Linked DNA regions of Homo sapiens: region 1 is linked to region 2. Evidence: chromatin contacts called from ENCODE Hi-C or POLR2A ChIA-PET data. All regions are on one chromosome and are shown on one strand. The core of a region is the stretch at or near the end of the contact, and the rest is flanking DNA. Distances in the headings are between cores, read along the strand shown. Region 1 overlaps PIEZO2 (piezo type mechanosensitive ion channel component 2). Region 2 overlaps LINC01255 (long intergenic non-protein coding RNA 1255).

Region 1 (6,180 bases), core at 348-2,847, 620 kb before region 2:
AAAAGCTGTTTCATGAACACTAGCTCTTTAGAATGAAATAGTGTTAGATTAAATTTTTAAGAAATGGTTTTAAGGGCAAATAATGTAATGCCCAGTCCAACTCGTCCGCTGAGAAACATTAGCATATATCCATTTTCCTACTGGATATCTGTACTTCAGTATCCCATAGATTTTCCATTCAGTGTTATTCTTACTCCAAATTAGCTCTTCCTCCTATAGTCCTAATTTTGGAAAACACGGCTGTCATCAACCTAGTGACCAAAACAGAACCTGGAAGCTTCCATTCTCTCACTGAAAGACTGGAGGAGATTCTGACTTCTAACGTCTCCTTTCCCAGCCCTCCCCTTTATCCCCACAGCCCGGTCTGGCCTCTGGGTGACGGTAGCAGCATCCTGATGATTTCATCTCAGGTTGTCCCCTCTGCCAGCCAGGCCTCCACATTAATATCAGAGTTTAGTTTTTAGCAGCATAAAGCTGATCATGTCAACCCCACGGCCCCCAGGAAACATCCACATTCCTAAGCGTGACAAGGGGCCCTCCACATCCCAGATCTGGTTTCCCTTATCTCTTGCCATCATTTCCCTCTACCTCAAATTCCGGCCATACTGAATGCACGTACCCAGAACGCGCCAGTGTTTTCCCTCTGAGCAAGTGTGCAGTCTTCTCCCTTGGCCAACTTCTCCCAGTATGCTTCAGGTTCTCCTCATCTCTAAAAACACACCTGCCATGTCTCCTCTGTGAAGCCCTTCCTACCTTGCCCCTCCACACCCATTCCAGAATAGAATGGACCGCCATCCCTCCCACATCCTCCATCAGTAGATGTTTAACACTGTGTCACTCACTGATTTACCAATCTGCCTAACAGAAGCCCTTGCCTGTTTCATCTGTTTCCCTGGGGACCAGCATGGTAGATGGTGCAGTGTAAACCATCAGTAAAGGCTGGCTGGATGCATGCTAGCTCCAGGACATATCGCTGCCTCTTCAAATATTTGTTCTTTTCTTTTTATCATGATAGTTTGTGCAAAGCACTGTTGAAGAATTAGATGAGACACCTACCATAAAGAGCTCTGTAATTCAGCTCGGGGAAGATAATACACAAACACTAAGAGGAGGGAACATTACTGTTGCCTGGTAATGGCATTGAGATCACAGAGAGTTTACAAATAAAGTTTCAGTTATTTGCACATGCAGATTTCATTGTCAAAATTGGAAGCTATAACTCATTAAAACATATGTTCATAGTTATTAAATAAATGTGTTGGAGAAAATATTTCAAAAACAAAAGAAATGAAGTGTATCTAATGAACATTAAATGGCTCAATTTGACAGAATTTTTAATTCACTAATTCAAAAAAATTATTAAGCACTTACTATGTGCCAGACACTGTCTCTAAGCACAGAGTATTGGTTGTGAAGTTATATATGAAGGAAGTAAAGTCAGAAACACAGGGTAAGGTCAGACCATACAAAGCTTGGATGTTTTGAAAAAAAAAAAAAATCACATAACCAGAACTACAGAAAGACCTGAAGCAAAGGACAAACATGATCCCCAAGGAAATGAAGGCCACAGGAGAAACAGTGACGTGGCTGCTGGTAGTGCAGGTGGTGTTTTCACAATGAGTGTCAGGTGTGGTTAGGACTTTCAGGTGCAGAGGTGAGACTTTAAACTGAAAGCCACATGGAGTTTGTGCCTGGGAGCAAAGTCATGGCTGATGAGGTAGGTTCAAGAGTTTTCTTCTCACATGTGTTAGCTAAAGTCAAGAGAGTAAATTAGATTATCCAGGGACAGTGCATAGCATAAATATGTGTGTAAGGTTCTCTAACCTAATCATAAGTATACACTACAGGGCATTTAACAATAAATTAAATTTTATTTCAAGCCAATTCTGCACAGAATCAGGCTAACCAGGTTTTGTGTAGATGAAGTCCCATTTTAATAAATCAGTGAGACCAATGTGTCCATTTTCCCATAAAATGACCTAAGCTGCACTGTTTTCCAGGTGCATGACAATGACGTGTTTTACACGGAAGCACATACTAAACTACCTCAAACTTCATGTTCTCTCGAACAGGCAAAAGAGTCCTTTCCAATCTTTTTTTTTTTTTTTTTTTTTTGAGACGGAGTCTTGCGCTGTTGCCCAGGCTGGAGTGCAGTAGTGCGATCTCGGCTCACTGCAAGCTCCGCCTCCCGGGTTCATGCCATTCTGCTGCCTCAGCCTCCTGAGTAGCTAGGACTACAGGCACCCGCCACCACGCCTGGCTAATTTTTTGTATTTTTAGTATAGACGGGGTTTCATCATATTAGCCAGGATGGTCTCGATCTCCTGACCTCATGATCTGCCCGCCTCGGCCTCCCAAAGTGCTGGGATTACAGGCGTGAGCCACCGTGCCCAGCCTCCAATCTTGTTAGAGTCATACTGATCTTACTTGTTCAGACAGTGATTATACCCCTTGAAAGGAACTCAAGGAAGCTGAAATTTCTAAATAACTTACCTGTCCATAAAGAGGAGACTAGGCATTAAATTATGGCATATCCATCAAATCAAATACTACACAGCAATAAATAAGTACAAGTGCATGTGTGATCCAGGTCTACATCTGTGAATATGAGTGTATATCATAATGGTGAAAAAAATGAGAAATATGCAAAATATAGATTGCTTAGGGTTTCATGCATAAAAACTACTATAAAAATGACAAACACCTATTTCAGCGCAGGGGAGAGGGATACAATTAACGGTATTGGTAATGCTCAAGTTCTTAAGCTTGGTGAAAGCTGGTTGGTAGATACAAAAGTGTATCTTTAATACTTCAGACTGTTTTTAAAAGCTGCAACAGTCAGACTGCTTATATTTTCCTGTGTAGAACGAATATGAAAGATACTACACCAATTACTTTGACTGGGATAATGACCAATTGAGGCACTGATGGCCATGCCTGAATTTGGTCTGATAAATTTATTAATCAAATTCAATTGCCATTCTCCTGTCAAAGACCAGAGAAGAAGCAAGACAGGTGGATACTCATGGGAAGACTACTTTATTTTTCTAAGTTTCAATTTCTCACCTTACAAAGTGACTTCTTAGGATCTTTCCAACTCCAAAATTTCATTTCTACCATGAATACCCAAAATAAGGCAGCAATGAAATTTAGATGAGACCAGGAAAGAAGAAAAATGTTGGAGTATTGCTGTGAGGCATCCAGGTGAGAGGACCATCACAGTCATCTTCAGAAGTTCACAAAGAACAACTTTTGGGGGCAAATCAGAGTTGGTGGAAAGGTCACCTTCAACTGAATTACAACAACATGACTAAAATGTCAAATGAGCATTGTTTAAACAAATAGGAACTGTTAAGATGGTTCCCTAGTGGCTTCTGAAGTTCACACGCTGAGAGATAGTCTACTTTTGTTTGTCTTAAACTTAAATATGACTCTGATGCAGGTGTCTTTAGTCACTTGGCTTCAATAACTTTAAAGGCAGACAAATAGCAAAAACTCAATAAAATGGTAAGACCCCTGATTTCCATTTCAACTGCTTCCCACATATCATATATATATATATATATATATATATATATATATATATATATATATATATATATAATTTTGATATGAGAGAGAGACTATGTTTATTTAATATCTGACCTCATATAGCAAGTCATGTGTGTGGCAAGACTAATATATTTGGTGTAAATAGAGAAAGGTTTAGATTACAAACTCTGGAAGGAAATGTAACATTTATTGAGAATCACTTCCAATATTCAAATCAAGGGATTCCAAAGTTAATGACGCATTAGAGAAAACAAACAGTTAGCTTGTTTCTGTGAAATTAGGTACCTTTTTTTAAACCACAAAACAGTCATTAAACGCAGATATCTAATTACCTTAAGGTATGAATTGTTGCTGGATTTTCAGGAGATATATAGATATGTATGTATGTATGTATGTATGATGTATTTTACATTGGTGGCCGGATTTGTGTGAGTGCCACACGGATTGAGTATTTGAATCTACTAACCTCACTGTGAGAGTTGCTAATTTCCATTTGGAACACACAGTGCTTTATTCTCCTAAAAGGGTATACTGGTTATTTATGAGGCAGCAGGTCTGTTAAAAGAGTCCTAACTCCCTGGCCTTGGCGGAGGGCATTCACAGAGGTGAGAGTAGGATGCCGGGCCAAGGGGACCATCACTTACTTGCCTTTATGCACTCTGCTCCTCAGGAGTTTGCTGAAACTGCCTGGGACTGACTCTTCCCAATTCTGTGCTCCATGAAAGATTATTACTAGCTTAGAGTCTACCACAGTGGGAGCATCAGATCATGGAAATTGGTATAAATGCTGCAAATCAGTATTTTTTTCCCTAGAGAGCCAGTTGTTAAACATTTACCAACACACAACTGCTGCTATTGAACGACTACAACAAACAAAAGAATTGAATAACAACAACAAAAAACTCCAAAACAATAAAACTCACTCCTTTTGTCCTGTGACTCTCTTAGATAAGTCATTAAAAATACCCCAAAACCTAGAGCGCCAAATCCAAAGTCCTCCCTCAGCCTGGTGATCAGCCCCACGACAGTACTCTTTTTTTTGCCATCTTCAATCTCACTTCTTGCTGATTCTAAACTGACACTCTTTCTTCCAGGCTCCTCATCATCCCAGGACAGTGACAGAGTCATTCCAACATCCAGATCTCTGCTGATGCAGTTTCTATCACTTTGAATTTTCACCCGCCTCTTTTACACGTATCCTAATCAAAACTAATGTGTGCCTTCTTAACTTGTTGAGGGCAATATTTAGGTACGGACAAGGTCATACACAGTATCCACTCGTCTCTCATCCTGTCACCTTCTCCAGGCATCCGAGAGCTCCCCATGTGTTTACTTGGCTGATTCCGTGACCATGGCAGGACTATCGCCAGGAGAAGGCCACAGTGGCCTCTCTTGATCCTGAAATCCCCTCAGAAATACTTTCTTATTGCTTAAGAAAAATAATGACAAAAATTCAGTGACCCAAGGCCTTTCTCCAGTTACCCCCGGCCCAACTTGAGAGAACTGTTCTGCCTCTTCTTGCATTTGACTTCTGCCTTCCTTTCTAGTTTCAAATCTTTTAATCTCAACTAGTAATATTTCAAAAACAACATTTGGGAATTGACAAATTGTATTTAGTAAGGACATTAAAAATCTAATATATTAACTTCGTTTTATACAATTACATTCAAACATATGAAATACAGGAAGCATGTTATCAGAAAGACAATTCTTTCTTTTTTATGCAAAGGTTTTCATTTAAAACATTTTTTCCCATCATCTCCTCCTTCTCCTTTCCTCCCTGGCCTCTGGTAACCACCAATCTACTCTATTTTTATGAGATCCATTATTTTAGCTCCCACATATGAATGAGGACATGGGATGGTTGTCTTTCTGTGCATGGCTTGTTTCATTTAACATAATCACCTCCAATTCTATCCTGACAAGATTTCACTATTTTTTCATGGCTAAATAACATTCCATTGTGCATATGTACCACATTTTCTTTTTTTCTTTTTTTTTTTTTTTGAGATGGAGTCTTGCCCTGTCACCAGGCTGGAGTGCAGTGGTGCGATCTCAGCTCACTGCAACCACCACCTCCTGGGTCCAAGCGATTCTCCTGCCTCAGCTTCCTGAGTAGCTGGAACAACAGGTGCCTGCCACCACCTCCAGCTAATTTTTATATTTTTGGTAGAGACATGGTTTCACCATGTTGGCCAGGATGGTCTCGATCTCCTGACCTTGTGATCCGCCCAACTCAGCCTCCCAAAGAGCTGAGATTACAGGCGTGAGCCACTGCACCAGGCCTATGTACCACATTTTCTTTATCCATTTATCTGTTGATGGACACAGGTTGATTCTATATCTTGGCTATTGTATATAGTGCTGAAATAAACAAGGGAGTATAAATATCTCCTTGACACACAAATTTCCTTTCTCTTGGGTATATATACCCAGCAATGGGATTGCTGGGTCTCATGGTAGTTCTGTTTTTAGTTTTTGAGGAAGTCCATACTGTTCTCCATAATGGCTGCACTAATCTACATTCCCACCAAGAGTGTACAAGGGTTTCCTTTTCTCCATATGCTCACCAGCACCTCTTGTTGCTATTGTTACTGTTATTCTTGAACTTACAAATAAAAACTATAG
Region 2 (6,593 bases), core at 1,236-3,735:
ACCCCCAGTATAATGCAGAGCTGGTGATACGGTTTGGCTGTGTCGCCACCCAAATCTCACCTTGAATTTTAGTAATCCCCAGGAGTCAAGGGTGGGACCGGGGGAGATAATTGAATCATGGAGTTGATTCTTGTGGTAGTGAATAAGTCTCACAAGATCTGATGGTTTTATAAATTGTGTCCCCTGCACAAGCTGTCTTGCCTGCCGCCATATAAGGCGTGCCTTTGCTTTTCCCCTCGACTTCTGCCATGACTGTGAGGCCTCCCTAGTCATGTGGAACTCTGAGTCCATTAAACCTCTTTCCTTTATAAATTACCTGATCTTGGGTACATCTTTATTAGCAGCATGAGAACAGACTAATATGGCTGGCAATAGAATGGACAAGACCCTCACTTGCACCTTTCTGCCTTCATGGGCAAAACCCACAGCACTCACACTTTCATAGATTCTGGCAATTATATCCTAGCCCTGCAGCTTTAGAGATGCAAGAGCTGCACCTCTGATCACCTGGCCTGCTTTTGAATTTTGGCTGCAAAGACTAACACTCAGGGCTTCTGACTGCTTTTCTTTTCGCCCACACGTAAACTTGCTACGTTTCTTCCCCACCCCATTGTTTGTCCAGAAAGCTACAAATCTTTCCAGAAATATCCATATGGCATATCTCTGAAATCAGTCAGCCAGAGGTCAGTATGTATCTGTGCTTTAAACTTTATGATTAGTGCCCTAAAAATATTGTTATAGTCTGCATTGGGTAAAACGTGCCCCTGCCCTTGGATTTCACATTAATTTCTGAAGTTAATCTTCCTGAAGTTACTGAGAATCTCTGTGTTGCTAAATCCAGTGGAATTTCTTCCCTCCTCATCTTACTGGACCATCTGTAGCTTTTGGCACCATTGACTATTATTCTCTCTCCTTGAAATACCACCTTCCTTTGGTTTCCAGGAAACTATATTCTCTTGGTTTTCCTCCTGCATGTCCCTCTCAATCTTCCTTGCTGGCTCATCCTCCTCCACCCAGTCATTAAATGTTGTAATTTCTCAAAGTTCATTTATAGTTCATTCCTTTCACACTCTATCAATACCCATGGCCATACAGAGACTCCCAAATTCCTTTGTCCAATCTTGATTACTCTTCTGAGATCCAGAGCTATATAGCTAGATGGATGTCTTTCTAGCTGTCTCTATTGGGATATCAGAAAGACACACTTCAACACTATATGCTTCTGAATTCGTAACATTTCCCACAATAACAACCTTAGTCTGCTTCCAGTGGTTCCTCTCTGAGTAAAACCAGCATCCACCATTTGGAGATGCTTCAACGCTGGCAGTCAATCCAGTCTTTCTCTCTCTCACTGTGTGTAAATTGTCTCTCTCCCAGTCAAGGGAGATTTTCCTTCCTAGGTTTCTCTGTCTCCATCCTCACCACCACCCTCATCCTAGAAACCATGCCTGCCCATGCCGCAACCTCTTGATTTGTCTCCATACATCTGGCCTGTCCATCTGCGTTTGTTCTCCACATGGTGAACAGAAAGTTCTTTACAAAATGCAAACCTGATTTTACCACCCTTTGCCTAAAATCCTTCCGCAGCTTACCCCAACTCCAGGTATAAAGCCCATAGGCTCTTCGTGGTCTTCTCCTGCCTAAGTCATTCACTCCATCTGCACCCTACTCCCCCCACCCCAGGATGCCCAAGCACCGGCGACACCCAGTGCTTTCAGCTCATCAGACAAACCATTCCTTTCCCCACCTCTGCCACCTCCACCAGGCCTTGAAGACATTTTCCCTCTACTCAGAAGGTACTCCTCATCCTTCGGCAAGTTCAACCCTATTTCTCCTTCAGATCTCAGCTGAAACATGACCCCTCCAGAAAGGCTTTCCTGAGTGTCCCGTCTAGCTCAGCCCCTCACCACGCTTCCCGGCTCTCGGCCTCTCCTGGAAGCGCTGGCCACTGCTGGGCTTCCGCACTTCCTCTGTGTGTATGTGACTGCATGTTCCGAGGCTCCACATCTTTGGGCTTAGGAACCACTTCAGGTTTCATTGTTTTCTGTACAAATCACGGTGTGTAGCCAGGACCTGGCATATAGCAGGCACTTGATAAATATTCACTAATATCAGTCAATGATTTCACCCTTTTTATGCAAACTTTTGCAACAGGCTGGATTATTCAGGAGGGATAGTATATTCTTGAGTTATCAGTCAAGTAGATTCCCTCTCCTCCCCTGCCCTGTCCTCAACCAGCCTGACTTCAGCAATTTCACTCATTATTTGTCTTCTAGAAGAGACAACTTGCCTCCTAGAGATAGATGAGAGGGCGACTTACTCTGCCTACTTACAGGTCATGCTAGAAACGTTTTTCTAGGAAAGGTACTGAAACCCTTAACAAAAATCAGTTTGTGGTTCATCAATTCACATTGTTTAAATGCCTCATGAGAATGGACAAGTGGAAGTAAGCTACAGCTATTTTTGTGACTCACCAAAACTAGAGGTCACAGCTGTGCCCCAGGGCAGTCCTGCCCAAAGCTACTTGCTTTCAACCTCACATGAGTCACCCTGTGCGGCTGGAAAGAGCAAAGTCTTGACGGAGATTCCATTTTTTTTTTTTCTGGCCGAATGACTAATAAAAGATCACCTTGTCAAATTTAGCCTTAGCAACAGGCAGTAAATTTGTAAGTGTACTGTTGAATTAAGTTCCTGCTCTTAAATTTGAAAGGATAGATTTGTCACCTTAAAAAAAAAAGATTTTAATTTTAAAAACAAGTGATTCTCTTTATCCTCTGTAAAGATTCCTGGCAAGTTATCTTTGCCAGGGCAAAAAATAGAGGCCTGGAGGCTTTCATGTATTTTCTAAAGGTGAGCAGGTCACCGGTCAAAAGTTCTTCACTATAGACAAAGGGATGGTGTATTTACTATTGCTTATACAGATAGTTGTGTTTAAACTGGTTGGCCTTTAAATATTTGACCCCAAGAAGAGGGCATCTTTTCTTTATCAGGCTAAAAGTTTTTAAACGTAGAAAAATCAAATAAAGAAAACGGAAATTTTCAAAGATTAGAAGGGATCCAGATTTAGCCACAGTGAAATTGCTCAGCACAGGGGACATCTAAGAAAGCATACTATACTAAAAAAAATTCTTCATTATTACTATCATTCCCATATTTGAAGTTTGTCCATAAATGCAAACCACAAATATAGAACATTGCATCACAAAGATGTTCTTCATAGCCTAAGAAAGTAGAGCTGCTGGACTTCTCTTCATTATCAAGATTTACCATTACAGGCTTTACACTTTTAAATTTGTTTGTATCCGTTTTACCAATGAGGAAATTGACAGCCAGAGAAGTTAATTAATTTGTTTAGTGGTTCCCAGAGTACAAAGAGCATAAAAAGCTGAGCAGGCACCATGGTGCTTAGGAGTGTGGACTCTAAAGACATGCTGCATGTGTTTACATCCCTGCTCCATCATCCACTGTGTGACTGCAGGCAAGTCCAATGGCTACTCTAAGCCTTGGCTTCCTTGGCTATGAAACACAGATGATAATACTGAGCTCGTACCATCATTTTACATTCTAAGTGAGATCATGCATAGCAAGCAGTCGAAACAGTGCCTGGCACATCGTAAGCTCTTAAAAGCTTTAGCTGTGTTTTAAAATCACCTGGAGAGCTCACTAAAGATTAGGATACCTGGGAACCTCCTCAAGAGATCATGATTCACTAGATCTGGGCAAGAACCTAGGAATCTGCATTTTGATAAACACTGCCAGTGAGTTGGAAAACCACTATTAGTGCAGCCAGATGTACCTAATTCCAAAGTTAATGTTGCCTCATCAGGAAGCAAATTCTTCAGTCCCTTCCCATTTTGTATTGGTATTCCTGTGATTTTTCAAATGGGCCAAGTGTTACTTCAATTTAACACCTTCCTAAGTAACACCTCGTCTACATTGCTTTGGGAAAAAAATCACTTTTTTTTGCCTCTTAGATGCTCTCTTAAGTCACAATATTTTCCATGATGTTGCTCTTCATTTTTAGAGTCCCATGGACCTGCCACGACCAGGCCCTTATGTCCTTCCATCGTGTAGCATCAAGGACTTGACTCGTGTCCTCTCTAGGCTATAACCCAGTCTCCAAAGCCAAGCCCGTGTGACCAGAGACAGCTGAGTGTTCAGGGGTAGCTGTGTTTCAGGCCAACTCCAATTTGGTGTTTTTGTTTCCATCCCCAAACCAGGGGGCCTGCAAGCCCCACATATCAAACAACTGGTTTGTGGAATTGGCTGTTATTACAGGGAGATAACTGAGCTGCCTCCTGAAATCTGAGGTTCTTAAACCAATTGGGTATCATATATACCCAGTGCTTTCTGGAAAAGTAAAGTGTACAACTCAATTTTCACCATGTTGTTTTGGAGAGCAGACCTCAGAAACCAAAGGCAAACACTCAACATTCCAATCCAACTCCATCGTCTTCCATGACATGGGCAGTGAAGTCACATTTGGTTAGGGCTTTAGTTGCTCTCCAGGAATGATGAACTTAGCTTGATAACAGATGTTCTAAGAAGCTAACAAAAGCTACCAAGCAAATAATTTTTTTCTAGTATCACTGTATGCAGCTTTTTCAAAATGACCAAGTGATCTGACAATAGAAGGAAAAAGCAATAGGGTGATTCCATATTGTAAGCCAGATATTCAATTTGAACCAAGCTCTTTGAAGCCCTCAGTAGCTAAGTAATTAGTCTTTTTCTAAATTCTTATAAAATTTCAAGACCATGAAACACTATGGAAGATGTCAGAACAGCAAGCAGCCTCAAAGTGCTGTAGATGGGATAATTGGAAAATAAGAAATAAGAATTCACTAATCTTTTCTCTAATTTATAGTAAATTCAATTGTGTTTACATATTGGAAGACTTGTACTTTTTTCTGTTAGTAAAATATACCCCAAATGTTTCAGGATCTCCTGCTCAAAGAACCTAGAGTATGCTTAAGTACTTTGTGTTAAACAGTACCATGGTGGGTTTTTTTCTCTATCATTTCAGTAAATCCAGCCATTGCACCTGTGCACAGGTGTGAAGAGAAAGATCAATAAGTGAGACTTCTTTCCCAAGGGCCCTTCCCCTCCTCACCAGTTAAACCCAACAGCTGAGGAACTGTCAGCCTGTACTGAGCCTTTCTATCAAAGAAAGGATAGAAAGTTATTAAAAAGTGGTAAATATGGAGGTTAGGAAGCTATGTAAAGAAGGATGCATAAGATAATGTGAAATGAGAAAAAGCGGAATAAGAAAATGAATAGTTACTGATTAAAACGATGTTAAAAACCATACAGCATGCACAGTTACTGTCAGGAGACCACAATTTGTGCTCTTAAGCTATTGGCTGGAATATGATCTGCAGCAAAAAAAAAATATATATATATAAACTTCAGTTCATTCTTATAAATCGGTCCAGTGAAAACAAGAGTACCAGTATATATAAAGATAAACACACACACCAAATATACATATACATATTACATATTACATTCTTGTAAAAAAAATTTTTAAATGACCTCTGAGCCAGAAGGTGCTGAAGAGCACATACATGGCTGTTATCTCGAGGTGGGATTGGGGGCAGAGGGTGTTTATTAACCTTTGTCACAGCCTTCAGTGGTCCAAGAACCTGCTGCTCCCGGGTCCTCTCATTTGAAGACACCCACCGCCTAAGGATGAAGAGAAGCTCCTTCTTGCAGATCTGAGGCTGATTTCCCAACTCCCAGGAACACCCTACCCACAGCCTGTTCCCCAGACCCAGGTCTGTCCCCTTATGCCTGGTCCCAAGTCAAAACCAGCTGTTCCTATTTTAGAAGACAATACTACTTCTTCCCTTGCCTTGTATTACCAGTGGTCTAGGTTGTCTGAGGCTCCTCAGGGTACAGCCCTATTCATCTCTGTGTGTCTGCAATGCCAGGCATAGCACTTGTTACAGAGTTTTTGTTCCATTGTACACAGGGACTTATAGAGTGCAATAATAGACACTGGTGAGATGGGGGTGAGGGTTGAAAAATTACCTATAGGGTACAATGTTCACTATTCAAGCAACAGGTGCACTAAACACCCAGACTTCACTACTACACAATATATCCATGTAACACATCTGCACTATACCCCCAAGTCATAAATCTATATGATACATACAAATTAAATATATATGTATCAAACTAAATACATGTATATATTTAAACACAGGAAACTGGAACTGATTATTTTACAAAACGAAGTTACTCTTTATCTTCATGTGACTAATACCCTTCAATGGTGGAATTCTTAAAACATAACATTTTTACTTTCTACAGAAAGCACAGAAACACAGAAGTGTTTTTAAATGATTAAAATATTTTATAGGAATGTACTCTTTAGTCCCAATATCAGTAGGGAAATGTTTCTATACAACAGTGAATTCATAGCATAGCATTACATGCAAAGGTTGAAAAGAATTAGGATAATCTACATGTACTAACATGAAAAGATCTTTAAATGTCATGTTGTCTGAAAACAAACTGTAGAAATATAAGTAGGGCCTTCTGTCATTTTTAACTAAGGTAAGTAAATCATGTATTCAGATGAATGAAAA

The links. A loop is a pair of places that touch in the nucleus more often than their neighbours do. ChIA-PET counts read pairs that join two places held with the same protein, here RNA polymerase II (POLR2A). Pooled maps may share reads with other maps.
Region 1: a loop to region 2 is called in a pooled map, with 4 times the contacts of the local background. The contact joins two enhancer-like sites. A Hi-C loop is called at or near these places in 3 of 37 single-sample maps with no recorded cell type and 3 of 50 pooled maps. POLR2A ChIA-PET finds 5 or more read pairs at or near these places in 1 of 52 experiments (MCF 10A).

The regions. Positions count from the first base shown.
Region 1 is chr18:10,877,299-10,883,478 of GRCh38, forward strand. All of the region lies in intron 4 of PIEZO2 (piezo type mechanosensitive ion channel component 2), which reads right to left. Among named protein-coding and RNA genes, the nearest start is that of MIR6788, 120 kb to the left of the region's middle. RefSeq lists an enhancer at 1,404-1,633. Within about 2 kb of position 1,598, at least 3 of the 41 ENCODE cell types and tissues checked have a DNase peak (open chromatin) inside an H3K27ac peak, as active enhancers do.
Region 2 is chr18:11,498,111-11,504,703 of GRCh38, forward strand. The region is part of intron 2 of LINC01255 (long intergenic non-protein coding RNA 1255); the gene reads left to right. Among named protein-coding and RNA genes, the nearest start is that of LINC01255, 13 kb to the left of the region's middle. Within about 2 kb of position 2,486, at least 2 of the 41 ENCODE cell types and tissues checked have a DNase peak (open chromatin) inside an H3K27ac peak, as active enhancers do.